Regions from separate parts of the Homo sapiens genome. Here region 2 is linked to region 1. Evidence: read pairs that join two places in POLR2A ChIA-PET (ENCODE). Cell type or tissue: A673. All regions are shown on one strand.

What was found. Peaks named below come from ENCODE experiments on the same cell type or tissue, not always from the same donor. Only the 100,000 strongest peaks of a DNase experiment are listed, where the experiment ranks them.
Region 2: POLR2A ChIA-PET joins it to region 1 with 12 read pairs; 2 of 35 experiments call an interaction of 5 or more read pairs at or near these places.

The regions. Positions count from the first base shown.
Region 1 is chr14:91,356,667-91,364,666 of GRCh38, forward strand. It overlaps CCDC88C (coiled-coil domain containing 88C), which reads right to left. Exons shown (of 30, transcript NM_001080414.4): 4 at 2,976-3,045. Among named protein-coding and RNA genes, the nearest start is that of CCDC88C, 57 kb to the right of the region's middle. RefSeq lists enhancers at 3,459-3,960, 3,961-4,460, 7,494-7,713 and a silencer at 7,834-7,883. In A673, no CTCF peak of the experiment used is centred here; DNase peaks (open chromatin) are centred at 3,045 and 4,645; H3K4me3 peaks cover 554 bases; H3K27ac peaks cover 2,505 bases.
Region 2 is chr14:91,201,358-91,209,357 of GRCh38, forward strand. DGLUCY (D-glutamate cyclase) reads left to right here. Exons shown (of 14, transcript NM_001102368.3): 12 at 3,349-3,468. Among named protein-coding and RNA genes, the nearest start is that of GPR68, 39 kb to the right of the region's middle. In A673, no CTCF peak of the experiment used is centred here; no DNase peak of the experiment used is centred here.

The DNA of each region.
Region 1 (8,000 bases):
TAGCATGCAAATGATACCTCAATAAAGCTGTTAAAAAAAAAAATCAGCATCCACATCTTTACAGATGTTTCTGTTTGGCAGCAGACCTGAGATGCGGACCTATGTTCTCTGCCCATGGACAATCTCTGTGGTGTTGGGAGGTGCCTGATGGTAGTGGGGCAGAGAGGGCAGGCTTCCAGATGGTAGTGGAAGGGGAGACACCTGCAGGGATGAGAAGAGGGGGAGCACCAGCAGGAAGGTGGGCAAGCTATGCAGGTAACATTGGAGCTAAAGGGAGGGGTGAGAAAAGGCGGGGAGAAGGATGCGTTTAATATTAGGTTCAACCATATGCCATTTTTATAGGTCAAAAAAGACTGGATATTGGCAATTGCCTACAGTTAAACCTAACCCATAGATGTCCATGTGTGACAGATGAAGAGGCTCAGGTTTGGGGGCGGACAGAGCAGGTTTCCAATCAGCCCCTCTGCTTACAGGCCAACTGGTCAAGGACATGGCACCCAAGCCCTCGGAGCCTCAGTTCTCTCCCTATAAACGGAAATGGGCGCAGCCACACCACAGAAGCACGTTTTCATTCCTTTAAATACAAATTTTAATTAACTAATTAAAGATGGAGTCTTGCCTGTCGTCCAGGCTGGAGTGCAGTGGCACAATCACAGCTTACTGCAGCCTCGACCTCCTGGGCTTAAGCAATCCTTCTGCCTCAGCCTCCTAAAGTAGCTAGGACTATGAGTGCGTGTCACCATGCCCGGCTAACTTTTTTATTTTTTGTAGAACTAGTGTCTCGCCAGCACGCTCGGTCTTTCATTGCATTTGTAACGCACGTTCAGTGCCAAGCACAGGGTGGGCGTGCTAAGGAGTGGCTGTCCCCTCCTTTTGCTCCTCCACTGTCTCCAGGGCAGACGGAGTGGCTGTCCCCTCCTTTTGCTCCTCCACTGTCTCCAGGGCAGACAGAACAACAGGACTAAGCTACCGCCAACCTCTACAGGCATCACTCTCATCTCCTCCCGTAACCAGCCCCAAATAAACTAGGAAGGTGGCAGAGTTCTGCTCAGCAAAACAGGCTCCACTTCCCTGAAGTTACCAGAAATCATGAGAGTCCCCCGGTCCCTGGAGCCCAGGGCTGTGGCCAGCATGGACTGCATCTGGCGTCCCCGCCCTTCTCTGGGGGAGCCATGAAATAAAGCCGGAACACACATGGCCCCATGGCAGAGCTGGCAGGGGAGCAGAACCAAAGGCCCCCTGCTACTAACACGGGAAGTGGGGGAGGGCGCTTGCTGCCGGGGGCCACCAGGAGGACCAGGGGTGGCCTCTGCAGGGTCTCCATGTAAGGCGGTGAGTGCCCACAGGCCAGAGCACTGAAGACTATCAGGGGTCCAGGGATGCTCTTCCTTCTGGCTCATGCAAAGGCGGACACCTCAGCCAGCTGGAGCCCAGAAAGAGCGCCCCCACGGAACAAGGAAGCCGCTGCTGATGTTCTCAGGGCGGTGGCACTAAAAGAAGACTGCTCTCCTACCAGCTTTGTCCTCGGCTGGTTACTCAGTGAACTCTTCTAAAGTCTCAAGGCCACTAGCTACTGTCATACGGACAGGAGAGGGGATGGCCAGGCTGCAGTGAGACCAGGCTGAGGAGACGCCAACAGAGGAAGCCCGAGTCCCTTTTGGAAATGTCTCTAATGTTTAGGATTCACGGTTTATTACCATCCTACAGGTGTGGCTTTTCCTGTGTTCCTTGACCCCTCACCTACTCCAGGAGGCCCCAGACCTAAGGTTTCAAAATGATGACAAGGTCTCCATCAGAACAAGGGAAGTCCTAGCCAGCGAGTAACTCTGTCCCTGGGGCCTGCGACTTCTGTCCACCAGCTATGGGTGCAGGTAAACACACACAGGTGAAAGGGACGCAAGGCATTACTCCATTTAATGCACCAAGGAAGTTATCTGACAGGCAGAGATTAAGTTCTGACTTTCTGTAAGATGCCAGGAGGACATTTAATTTGGTCTTTCTTTTTTTCATTTTATAATTAGAGATGAGATCTCACTATGTTGCCCAGGCTGGTCTTAAACTCTTGGGCTCAAGCGATCCTCCTGCCTCGGCCTCCCAAAGTTTTGGGGTTATAGGAGTGAGCCACTGCGCTCGGCCTCATTGAGTCTTTCAAACTCACACTGAGCGTCAGAGACTGCGGGGACCTAGAACGCGTGCCTGCCAGGAGAGCTGAGTCCAACAGGGAGACATAAGACAGATCAATGAGCTCCGTCACCGAGCATGAACCTCGCAGGACCCCAGTGACAGATGTCAGTTCTCTAAAGAGATTCTTACTCTCTTGTCTAAGGTACCACACTCCCTGATGGTGTCAGCTGATTCCACACTTACTGAGGAGGTGAGTCCACCAGATGGTATGACTCAGGCACCTAAACCCAAACTCATCTTCCCAGGAGGAACAAGGCGGTGGCCTCACTGGCCTCTGCACACACATCTGAGCGGTTGGGAGGCTTCATTCTTTTTTTTTTTTTTTTTTTTTTGAGACACAGTCTTGCTCTGTGCCCAGGCTGGAGTGCAGTGGCACAATCTCAGCTCACTGCAAGCTCCGGGCCATTCTCCTGCCTCAGCCTCCCGAGTAGCTGGGACTACCATGCCCAACTAATTCTTTGTATTTTTAGTAGAGATGGGGTTTCACCTTGTTAGCCAGGATGGTCTCGATCTCCTGACTTCATGATCCGGCCGCCTGGGCCTCCCAAAGTGCTGGGATTACAGGCGTGAGCCACCGCGCCCGGCCTGGGAGGCTTCATTCTTAAGGAAGAAATGTGCCCTTGGCTGAATGCCTCAGGGTAATGAACCCACTCTTTAAAATCTCACCAAAACGATCACGTGTTTTCACTGTGCTGGCCCAAGCTGGCAGCCGGAGCTCGATGGCCAGCAGCTGCCCAACGCCATGCCTCTGGCTGGGCACCACAGGGGAGAAGGGAGCGGCTTTCACTCACCAGACAGTGGGTCTCTGCCAATCATCAAAACATTGGGCAAATTCATTACAATCAGCTGCTGGAGAACTTCCTGCAGAAACAAAGGGGGAAAAGATACCATTAAGAACCGGAAACAAAAATAAAGAGGGATTAAGTAAATTACAAGTAATGAAGCCCCCGGACGGGTGCACAGCCATCCCGTGGTGACTACGAAGGAGCTAAAATGACAGCAAGGAGCACGTAAGATGCAAACAAACACGAAAGCCAAAGCCTAACTGTATTTCTGTCTTGATTGTTAGCAAATAAAAAGTATGCCTACAAGAGATTTAATGGGGTTATGAAAAAAGAAAAAGCATATTTAAAAAATAAAATGAAAGCTAAAGTTATGTCTGCATAGGTAGAGAGGTCTTGGAAAAAAAGGCAATAGATGACATGCTAGGACAGCAGTATGATGTTTCTTTTTTAAAAGATACCCTTATTTTTATTGTATGGCTTGTGCAATTAAAAAATAAGGAGGCCAGGCGCAGTGGTTAATGCCTGTAGTCTCAACGCTTTGGGTGGCTGAGGCAAGAGGATAGCTTGAGGCCAGGATTTCGAGACCAAGCCTGGGCAACATAGCAAGACCCCATCTTCACACACACACACACACACACACACACACACACACACACTCTTAAATTAGCCAGGTATAGTGGTATGTGCCTGGGATCCCTGCTACTTGGGAGGCTGAGGTGGAACAATCGCTTGAACCTGGGTGGTCGAAGATACAGTGAGTTATCACACCACTGCACTCCAGCCTGGGGAACAGATGGAGATCCTGTCTCCAAAAAAGAAAATAAGAAGAAGAAGAAATAAAGATTAAAGAGATGCTACTGAGCCTTTCTAATCTGATGGTTCAGGATCCAGCACTAAGCAGGTCTTTGGTACAAGTTATAAATGAGGAGACTTCTCTCATTTATAGCATGGGCTTCCTAAGCGAGGGATACATCAGAGCTGCTCTGCCCAGCCCGAGGTGGGGCACAGGCGATGAGCTGCCTTCCCGCCCTCACACCCGTGGGCTTGGAGAGAAGGCCCAGGCATCAGCTATCAGTCATGCCCGCTCGTCTGGGTACAGGCTCTCCTCAGCGTGCCGGCTCACAGCCCAGTCTACCACTTACATCCCCCTAAGTATTTCTTGGGGCAGATCAGTCTTCTGTGCCTAGATGCAGGACGTTGTTCACAAATAAGGAGATTTTAAAATTCCAGTTCTGGTGGGGCACGGTGGACACGCTTGTAATCCCAGCACTTTGAGAGGCTGAGGTGGGAGGCTTGAGCCTGGAGTTCAAGACAAGCCTGGGCAACACAGAAAAAACTCGGATCTACAAAAATTAAGAATCAGCTAGGTGTGGCACTGAGGCCTTGTGGTCCCAGCTACTCGGGAGGATTGCTTGAGCCCAGGAGTTCCAGGCTGCAGTGAGCTATGTTGCACGAGTGCACTCCAGCCTGGGTGACGAGTAAAACCCTGTCTATAAAAAAAAAAAAAAAAAATCCAATTTTACGGAAGACAAAAAAGAGGGTGGGTTTCATAACTATTCTACAAGTGGCCACTATAGAAATTCTTCACCAAGAAAGCTCCTGTTAGGCCTTTAAAAATGTGTTTCTGTTAAGACACAACTAGTTTCGTAAGTCGCTCTATTGCATAACATGCGGAATCTCTATATCCAGTGTGCTGCTAACTAGCACTCGAGAAGAAGAGGGGGATAATTACACAACCCACATGGCCCGAGTGCGTATCTCAGACCATCTCTGAGTCAGATTAGAACGGGGGCCGAGGCCGCATGCCAGGAGAGGCCAGCACCTGCAGAGAACATAGAAGATGGTCTTCTCGTCCCTCCTTATTGTCTTTCTATGGCTCCTATCCACACTGCAGGAGGGGATGTTAAACCGTGAGGTGTACTCTACTCCTGAACACACCAACCCCCCTCCACTCAGTGCTGGAAATCACATTTCTCCATTATCCAGGGTCACATGTCACCGTGTCAGCAACGGCTAATGCTTTCTCAAACATGTCTCAGCTGGTAAATATCTGTACGTGTTGGACAATAGTGTGAGTTGTTTAACAGCCTCAGCCCTCCTTTAGGGCTTGGGAAAAGTCAATGTGAAAAAATTGTCTCTTAAATGCATGAGTTTGCCAAAGGGTTCCAACACCCTCGCCCTACCACCCCCGGCAAAATACACCAGTAAAATCAGTGAAATCTGCTTTCCAGCTAATTTACTCAGTGAAAGGAGAGTGCCCAATGACATGAGCCTGTCCGTCACACAGCTCCCTCCCAGCCTCAAAACTACACTCCAGGCTGGGTGCAGAGGCTCACGCCTGCAATCCTAGCACTCTGGGAGGCCAAGGTGGGCGGATCACCTGAGGTCAGGGGTTCAAGACCAGCCTGGCCAACATGGTGAAATCCTGTCTCTACTAAAAATACAAAAATTAGCCAGGCCTGGTGACGCATGCCTGTAACGTCAGCTATTTGGGAGGCTGAGGCAGGAGAATTGCTTGAACCCAGGAGGCAAAGGTCGCAGGGAGCCGAGATCGCACCACTGCACTCCAGCCTGGGCAACAGAGCAAGATTCTGTCTCAAAAAAAAAAAAAAGAAAAAAAAGACTACGTTCCAGTGTTCCAGTCAACCCAAAAAACAAAGGTCATCACCAGCAAACCAGCCACAATCCCCTTTCCAACTCTTGGCTAGCTTTCTTCTGCCATTTGTCCAAGCTCAGCCCTGTATCAGGGTGAACGTGTTTATAAGCGAGATGCAATATGTGAAATCATCCTGTTTTGTTGTTTTGTTTTTTGAAATAATCTGAAGGTCACTGCAAAAAATGCAAATTGTTATTTTTATGTGAATGTTAATCTAAGCAAAACACTGCTAGAAATATTGCTAGAAAATGTATGTGTTCTCCTTCCAAAACAGGATGTTTAATTTTGTCTAATCAGTACTTTCTAGTTTTCCCACAAGAAACATGTGTCATTTGTGCAATTAAGAAATAACGTTTTGCCGGGCGCGGTGGCTCACGCCTGTAATCCCAGCACTTTGGGAGGCTGAGGCAGGTGGATCATGAAGTCAGGAGATCGAGACCATCCTGGCTAACATGGTGAAACCCGATCTCTACTAAATATACAAAAAATAAGCTGGGCGTGGTGGCGGGTGCCTGTAGTCCCAGCTACTCAGGAGGCTGAGGCAGGAGAATGGCATGAACCCGGGAGGCGGAGGTTACAGTGAGCCGAGATTGGGCCACTGCACTCAAGCCTGGGTGACAGAGCGAGACTCCATCTCAGGAAAAAAAAAAAAAAAGAAATCATGTTTTAGGAACAGACAATATCTTTCTGAGTTGTTCCTTTCAAAACACCATGGTTCTCCTAAGATGTAATCCTATGGCCAAAGCTACTCTCGAGCCATTAACTGGTCCCCTTAAAGAACCATCAATCACATTTCCAGCAAAAACTGGCTCAGATGCCAGGGCTGTCCAGCAATATACATAATTGAGACACATTAATTTCAAATTTTCTATTAGCCATCTTTAAAAAAGTAAAAAGAAACAGGTGAAAATATTCAACTTTAATTAAGCCAATATAACCAAAATATAATCATTTCAACCCATAATTGACATAAAAATGTATTATTTTACTTTTTTTTTTTGGAGAGAGGGGGTTTCACCATGTTGCCCAGGCTAGTCTTGAACTCCTGGACTCAGGCAATACCCCCACCTCGGCCTTCCAAAGTGCTAGGATCACAGGTGTGAGTCACCTTGCCCGGCCTTTGCATTCTTTTTCCATACACTTTGAAATCAGTGTGTATGTTACACTTACAGCACATCCCAATTCAGATGCTAAATTTTCACTGGAAATACTTGACTGTTTCCAGATTTCACAAAATCTAGAGTTGAAAAAGTTCATTTGTTGGAGGTATAATATGCGAGATTAAGAAAAAATAATAAAAAAAAATTTTTAAGAAAGAAAAAATAGACTTGTATTCCCAGGTTGTTCCAAACACATTTAAAAGTTTTCCTACAACTGAACTGAGTACCAGTTTTTAAATTTAAATGAACTAAAATAAAAAATTCATTTCCACAGTCACACTGCGGTATCTCCAGGCCCTGAAGGCCACATGCGACTGGTGGCTACTGGGCCCCAACACCAGGCCTTTGCCCTCCCCCGCGGGGAATGTGGTGGGGTGAGGGGCCTCTGGGCTGGCCCTCAGTCTGGCAGGGACGTGAGGAGGCTGCTGACGAGGGGACCCTCCCACGTGGCATCAGAACAGAAAGCCACTCACTTGGAGGCTGCAGCTGATGCTGTCCTGCCAGGGCACCTGGTCACACCCCAGCCAGCCACCTGTGAGGCAGGACCACACCAGGCTGGAGAGTGCAAGCCCAGTGGTGCTCTGGACAGGCCCCCACATTTGCCAGTGAGCCCTCCTTGTGCCACTCTAGTCTTTGCAATGGCAGAAACAAGTGCCAAGGCAAGCTTGAGGGACAAGGGACACACACCAGCCTCGCTGAGGCCTCTGTCTTGTCACCGGTCCTTGTGGTCTGATGGACAGGGAAGAAGAGGGTCAGGCTTGGCACATGGCCCTCCAAGGGAACCCCCTTCCGCAGAGCACATGGTAGGGGTGTGGCATTGCAATCCAGGGTAGATTGCACTCCTCCCCACTTCTCCTTTAGGTTTGCTTTCGGATCCTAAAATAAGATTTTGCTTTTCATAAATGACTTGCTTTTCAACTGCATCCTGGAATGACTCCTCGGCCAATTAAATGCTTTAAACAAACCAAAAGAAGTCAATGAACAAAGGGTCAGAGGCAGGTGCATTTGTGTTTTGGATACTGCAGGGGCCACTGGTGTCCCTAGGGGTTGGGGGAGAGCAAGGCTGAAAAGCGCTTTGTAATCTCACAAGGGGAGAGGGCCCACCCACCTGACAACACCCTGGCCTCAAATCTAAAATCTAGGCTCTTATCAGTCACCCCAAGGGGGAGGGTTGGGGTGGGCCAGGACCCCCTCAGGAAGCATTTGTCACCCCGG
Region 2 (8,000 bases), 160 kb before region 1:
GCGCAATCTCGGCTCACTGCAACCTCCGCCTCCCAGGTTTAAGCAATTCCCCTGCCTCAGCTTCCCGAGTAGCTAGGACTATAGGCGCATGCCACCACGCCCAGCTAATTTTTGTATTTTTAGTAGACATGGGGTTTCACTATGTTGGCCAGGATGGTCTCGATTTCTTGACCTCGTGATCCGCCTGCCTCTGCCTTCCAAAGTGCTGGGATTACAGGTGTAAGCCACCATGCCCGGCTGCTTGGCTAACTTTTAAACATTTTTTTGGTAGAGATGAGGTCTCACTATATTGCTCAGCCTGGTCTCGAACTCCTGAGCTCAAGCTATCTTCCCACCTCAGCCTCCCAAACTGTTTCAATTACAGGCATGAGCCACTGAGCCTGGCCTTCAGTCGTTAATAATATAATAATATGGTCTGGGCGTGGTGGCTCACACCTGTAATTCCAGCACTTTGGGAGGCTGAGGCAGGTGGATCACCTGAGCTCAGGAGTTCCAGACCAGCCTGGCCAACATGGCACAACCCCGTCTCTATTAAATATATAAAAAAATTAACCAGGCATGGTGGTGGGCTCCTGTGATTCCAGCTCCTCAGGAGGCTGAGGCAGGAGAATTGCTTGAACCCAGGAGGTGGAAGTTACAGTGAGCCAAGATCGCGCCACTGCACTCCAGCCTGGGCGACAAGAGCAAGACTCTGTCTCAAAAATAATAATAATAATAATAATAATAATGTGATAATTTGTGTTTGCACAAAACTTTGTACTTTTCCAAGAGGCTTCACATTCATTGTAGTGTTTAAGCTTCTGTGAAAACCCTGTGAGGCAGGTAAGGTGAGTCCCAGGAGGTTTTCCCAGATGGCGCAGCTAATTAGTGTTGCTGGTAGCATTAGGAGTAGACTGCAGACTCCTGGGGCCCCAGCCCTTTATCAGGGAATCATGCCTTTATGAATTGCGGAAAGGCTTAGTGTAAGCCCCAAGGAGAACCTTTCTTCCCTCTGGGTGGGTCTCAGGCCCTGGGGTAATGAAGACTTGTTTGTCATTGCATGTTTCCAAGTGTTTCCCAGACTCATTAGTCTCCTTTGGCTTTTGAGGTTTTGATGAGACAGTGAGAGCCTTCTGCGCTGATTAGAACGTTTCTGCAAATCGCCCTGGCTTTTCCCAGAAGAGGCTGTGGGTGTGGTGCACACAGTGCGGTTGGCTTCCAGCTTCCTGTTGGCTTCCAGCTTCCTGTTGGCTTCCAGCTTCCTGTCCCTCCGGCTGGGCAGGCAGAGGACCTCAGCCTGTGGGGGAGGGGTTCTCAGAGTGGAGAAAAAAGAGATCTCTGTGGCTACAGGGGCAAACAGGGTCTGAGGGAGCTGCTAGAGCAATCCCGTCCTCCCACACCCGCAATGGGACCCCCATCTGTGCTGTGACGACCCTGAGATCCCAGAGGAGGCAGGTGGAGCTGGCCGTTCATGGCTTCGAACCGCCCCCTTTGTAGACCCTTGGGCCCTTCTCACGGCCTCAGGAGCCCAGTCTCCTCCTGTGGCCCCCGCCGCCCCAGACCCTCCTGCCCAGCAAGGCTACCTCCTGAATTTTCCTTTTTCTCTTCTTCTTCCTCAAAACCCCTGTTCCTCAGGTTCCATGGGCAACTGCCATGTCATGGGCATAGTGCTCAATTGAGAATCAAGTCACCTGGGTTTAAGTCTCCACCTTCCACTGACTGCCCAGGTACTGCCCCCATCAGGGACTGCCAGCTCTATACAGTGAGGATCATGATACCCATGACAGGATGGATGTGAAGCCCAAAAGAGATGGAATTCATAAGATGCTAAAAAGAGACAGCTATAGACCAGATACCAGTGTTACATGTTGGGTGTTATTCTCCTCATTCAGTGGGCTGTCATAGATCTAGAGAAGTGTTCTGAGAAAAACCATCAGGATATAAATCTAAGGTGTTTGGTCCTTCACAATTGTGTCATTCTTTTGGCCAAATTCACTCCCTGATGTTTGAGATGGATCAGCTCTAGATCCCACAAAGAACACTAGCCTCTGACAGAATTCTTCCGCATCTTCCAAGCCTTTATAGAAGCAGACACAAAAACAATGATGTACCTGTTCCATAGGCTTGGAGAGTCCAGCCCTCTGGCCTTGAGAGACTCAGACAGGTGCATTGCATGAAAGGTTATTGAGACAGCTGTAACCCTCTTCTAGAGGTGGATTCAGCTGAACATCTAGTTTACAGACTCCTCTATAAATACCTGGACACAGGAGCTGTGTCCCCCAGATCTACAGCACCACCTCAAAGGGTACATGCTTCAGGGCTTGATAGGTTTTTTTGTGTGTTTTTTTTTTTTTTTTTTAGATGGAGTCTTGCTCTGTTGCCCAGTCTGGAGTGCAGTGATGTGATCTCAGCTCCCTATAACCTCTGCCTCCCAGTTTCAAGTGATTCTCCTGGCTCAGCCTCCACAGTAGCTGGGACTACAGGCATGTGCCACCATGTCTGGGTAATTTTTGTATTTTTAGTAGAGGCAAGGTTTTGCCATATTGGCCAGACTGGTCTCGAACTCCTGATCTCAAGTGATCTCCCTGCCTTGGCCTCCCAAAGTGCTGGGATTACAGGCATGAGCCACTGCACCCAGACTAGATTTTTAAATCTTATCCATACAAGGGTAGAGGTATCTGCTAGTTATTTTTAGCCAATCCACCTATCTTGAACACCATTCATTTCACCAATGAATTAAATCATTTTTAATATGTATTTATTCTAGCATTCATTTATTACACTAATTAACAAATTCTCTGATGCAGACTATCAGATGGGCCTCAAGACTATGTAGCCTCTTTCAAATGCTTACTAACCACACTTGGAGTGTGTATTCCTGATTAGGATATTTCAGATGTTAACCAGGTACCCCTGTGGTATAGATTAAAATGAACTAAAACACATACATTTCACATTCTTTCAGCAGAAGCCTTTAAAGTAAGTTCTAGAACTGACTTTGCACCAGATCCCCCGGGGGGCTCAGTGAGCGGGAGCCACTGGAAGGGAGGTCCTGAGTGTCACCATACCCACATCTCCCATGGGCCTGGCACCAAGAGCATAGAACGTGCTCCATCTTTGCTGGAGAATGTGACCCAAAAGGAGACATGCCCACACTGTAGTGTGTTCCAAACGTGGACTCATTTTTAACTAAAGAAGTTTCTAGAAGGCCTAAGGGGAAGTACCACAACTCCTGGTTGTCTGAAAATATATCCAGAGCCAACCTTTTTGCCCTCCCAAAGGCAACAAGCACATGTAGGGCTGCCTTGCTTCAGGCCTCCCCCATTTTGCCCTGGTCCCGTGCACTGACTCAGCTCCCCTTCCCTTCAGGAGTCGGTGATGGAGGCAACGAGCTTGGGATGGGTAAAGTCAAGGAGGCTGTGAGGAGGCACATACGGCACGGGGATGTCATCGCCTGCGACGTGGAGGCTGACTTTGCCGTCATTGCTGGTGAGCACTCGGATGGCCGCCCAGTCCGGCCGGCTACCCAGGGTGAGCGACCTGGCTTGGAGCCTGACCAGGCCAGAAGCTCTTCTTCTCTGCAGTCAGTCCATAGGGCACCAGGGCAGGGAGGGGAGGTGGTGCTCAGCCTATGACCTTTCATTCAGTCATTCAACAAACATTTACAGTGTGCCAGGCAGTGTTCTGAGCACTGGGGTTATAGCTGCAATGACCCTGCTCCACAGAGCTCCCATTCTAGGACTGGGAGATAGAGAATGAGCCCTGACAAATAAACACATCAGATGATTCTAAAGAGTAATAAGAGCTTTGGGGGCGATAGTACAGGTCGCTGAGAGAGGGTGATGGGAGGGCCCCTTCAGATCAGTGGTCAGGAAGGCTTTTCTGAAGAGAGTGATCTGTGCTTTTATCTGCATGAACAGTAAGAAAACTATCTGGTAAGTGTTTGGAGGATGCGAGAAGCTTTCTACCTTTCCTTTCACCTACTTCTGCCTTGGGCTGCCCTGTGCCTCCCTACTGTTGCTCCTCTCCCGCAGGACCCACCTTTCCTGTGTCCAGGTCCGTCTAGGTGTGGCCTCCTCCTTTGACCTCACCACACATTTCAAGAAAATTGGGAGATCCCTGAAAAAGGCTCTCTCCCACTTCATGATCATAGCCTGGAAAGGAATGGAACCTCGTGGGAACCAGTGCTAGGGTGGGAAAACCTGATTCGTAATTGAGAAATGGCTGGAGGCTCAGTATGGGCAAGTATGAGAGTTTAAAACTCCAGGCGACCCAGTGGTCTGGGGGCCCTCGTGCTCTTGTGAGTTTTGCCTCTGGGCGTTCAACCAAGTTCTCACAATGGATATTAGAAAAAAATCCCCTCGTGCTTGCATCATTGGAGGGAAAAATGAGTCATTTTCAAGTAGGCCAGGGCATTCTCTTCTTCTTCTTCTTCTTCTTCTTCTTCTTCTTCTTCTTCTCCGTCTCCTTCTCCTCCTCCTCCTCCTCCTCCCTTTCTTCTTCTTCTTTTTTTTTTTTTTTTTTTTTTTGAGCGTGCTTTGTTGCCCAGGCTGGAGTGCAGTAGTGCCATCTTGGTCGCTGCAACCTCCGCCTCCCGGGTTAAAGCGATTCTCCTGCCTCAGCCTCCCGAGTAGCTGGGATTACAGGTACATGCCACCACACCTGGATAATTTTTGTATTTTTAGTAGAGATAGGGTTTCACCATATTGGCCAGGCTGGTCTCGAACTCCTGCCTTCAAGTGATTTGCCCACCTTGGCCTCCCAAAGTGCTGGGATTACAGGCCTTAAATCTCCCTGGGGAAAGCGAAATACCCAACCCCACCTTTCTTCAGCCTTCCACGTGGGAGAGGGACATACCCAATTCCAGCTCCCTCTAGCAATCTGTGCCACGTAAGGGGGAGAGGACAAAACTGAGAAGCAGTAGTGAAGTTCACAGTCCAGGGCACAGGCTTACTAAAAGGCAGAGACCTAATCATAGGACTGCAGAGCCCTTCCCCTCCCCGACACATCTTACCACCATCACTAAAGGTCCATTTGCTACAGTTTCTTTTTTTTTTCTTTTCTGAGACAGAGTCTCACTCTATCACCCAGGCTGGAGTGCAGTGGCACGATCTCAGCTCACTGCAACTTCTGCCTCCCGGGTTCAAACTATTCTTATGCCTCAGCCTCCTGAGTAGCTGGAATTACAGGTGCGCACTACCATGCCTGGATAATTTTTGTGTTTTTGGTAGAGACGGGGTTTCGCCATGTTGACCAGAGTGGTCTCGAACTCCTGACCTCAGGTGATCCACCCACCTCAGCCTCCCAAAGTGCTGGGATTACAGGCATGAGCCACTGCGCCTGGCCCAGCTGCAGTTCCTTTTACCAAGTAAATTATGTCCACCTTTCAACAACAAAAAAAATTTACAAGAAACACCGATAAGCAAAAACACAATTTGAAGAGAAGTTACAAACAGAGTCAGACATGTCAGAAATGACGGGATTATCAGACCTGGAATTCTTTTAAAAGTATGATTAATATAATAAAGTCTTCACTGCAAAAAATAGGCAACATGCAAGAAGAGATGGATAATGCAAGCAGAGACATGAAAATTTTAAGAAAGAATAAATAAGAAGTGGTAGATCAGCCTGGGCAACATGGCAAGATACCATCTCTGTAAACAATTTAAAAATTAGCCAGGTGTCGTGGTGCATACCTATAGTCCTGGCTACGTGGGGGGGCTGAGGTGGGAGGAGAACTTGAGCCCAGGAAGATGAGGCTGCAGTGAGCTGTGATTGAGCCATTGTACTCCAGCCTGGATGACAGAGCAAGACACTGTCTCAGGAAAAAAAAAAAAAAAAGAGGAAGTAGATAGAGATCAATAACTCTGTAACAGAAATGCAGAATGCCTTTGATGGGCTTATTAGTAGACCGGACATGGCTATGGAAAGAATCTCTGAGCTTCAAGATATCTCAACAAAAGCTGCCAAAACTGAAAAAAAAGCAAAGAGAAAAAGTGCTGGGGGAAAAAAAAACCCACAACAGATCAGAATATCTAAGAACTGTGGGACAACTACAAAAGGTATAACCTAGACTAATGGGAATACTAGAAGGAGAAGAAAGAGAGCGATAAATAGTAGCATTTGAAGCAATAGCAAATGAGAATTTCCCCCATATTAATGTCAGACACCAAACCATAGATCCGGGAAGCTGAGAGAACACTAAAGAGGATAAATGCCAAAAAGCTACATCTAGACATATCATATTCAAACTTCAGAAAACCAAAGATAAAGGAAGAATTCTGAAAGAAGCCAGAGGCAGGTGGGGAAAACCCTTTACCTATACAGGAACAAAGGTAAAAATTACATTCATTTGACTTCTCTACAGAAAACATATAAGCATGAAGAGACTGGACTATTTTTATTTTTTTCTTTTTTCTTTTTTTTTGAGATGGAGTTTCACTCTTGTTGCCGAGGCTGGAGTGCAATGGCGCAATCTCGGCTCGCCACAGCCTCCTCCTCCCAAGTTCAAGCGATTCTCCTGCCTCAGCCTCCCGAGTAGCTGGGATTACAGGCATGCGCTACCACGCCCTGCTAATTTTGTATTTTTTTAGTAGAGACGGAGTTTCTCCATGTTGGTCAGGCTGGTCTCAAACTCTCGACCTCAGGTGATTCGTCTGCCTTGGCCTCCCAAAGTGCTGGGATTACAGGAGAGAGCCACCACGCCCGGCCACCTTTAATCTTTACATTACTGAACTATTTAAAGTATTGAGAGGTAGCAACCAATGCAGAATTCTGTGCCCTGCAAAATTTGCTTCAAAAATAAAGGAGAAATAAAGACTATGAAGCAAATAAAAATTGAGAGAATTTGTTGCCACAACTGCCTTGCAAGAAATGTTAGAAGAAATTCTTCAGAGAGAAGGAAAATTATATCTGTCAGAGACTTGAATCTACATAAAGAAAGGAAGAGTATCAGTGAATAAAATAAGTGAGGGTAAAATAAAAACTTTTGTATTTATTTTTGACCTTACATATCAGTTTGCTCAAAATAATAATAACAGCACAAAATAATAATAACAGTGCATTCCATTATGTATGCCATATGTATATATATGCTTATGTATGTTTGTGTAGAAGTGACCCAAATGACAGGCCAGGCACGGTGGCTCACGCCTGTAATCGTAGCACTTTGGGAGGCCGAGGCGGGCAGATCACTTGAGCCTAGGAATTTGATACCAGCCTGGGCAACATGGGGAAACCCCATCTCTACAAAAAATAGAAGAATTAGCTGAGTATGGTGGTGGACGCCTATAGTCCTAGCTACTTGGGAGGCTGAGGTAGGCAGATCACCTGAGCCTGGGAGGTTGAGGCTGCGGTGAGCCATGATTGTGCCACTATACTACAGCCTGGGTGACAGAGTCAGACCCTGTCTCAAAAAAAATAGAATAAGTGACACAAATGACAGCAATGGTACATGGAATGAGAGGGAAGAATTAGCAATGTTTTGTTATAAGTTGCTTGTGCTACCCATGAAGTGGTATACTGTTATTTCAAAGCAGACTTTGTTGTAAATGTATGTTGCAAACTCTAGGGCATCCACTAAAAAATTAATTTTAAAAGTAGAATTTACATGCTAAGAAAGGAGAGAAAATAGAATCATATAAAATACTCAGTTAAAACCACAAAAGGCAGAAAAAGTGTAGAAGACAAAAATGGGGCCAGGCGCAGTGGCTCACACCTGTAATCCCAGCACTTTGGGAGGCCGAGGTGGGTGGATCACCTGAGGTCAGGAGTTCGAGACCAGCCTTGCCAACATGGTGAACTCCCATCTCTACTAAAATACAAAAGTTAGCAGGAGAATCACTTGAACCTAGGAGGCAGAGGTTGCAGTAAGCCGAGATAATGCCACTGCACTCCAACCTGGGGAACAGAGTGAGATTCGGTCTCAAAACAACAACAACGACGACAAAACAAAAGAACAAAACAAAAAAATGGAATAAAGAACAAAGGCAATAAAGAAAACAGCAGCAAATATGGTAGCT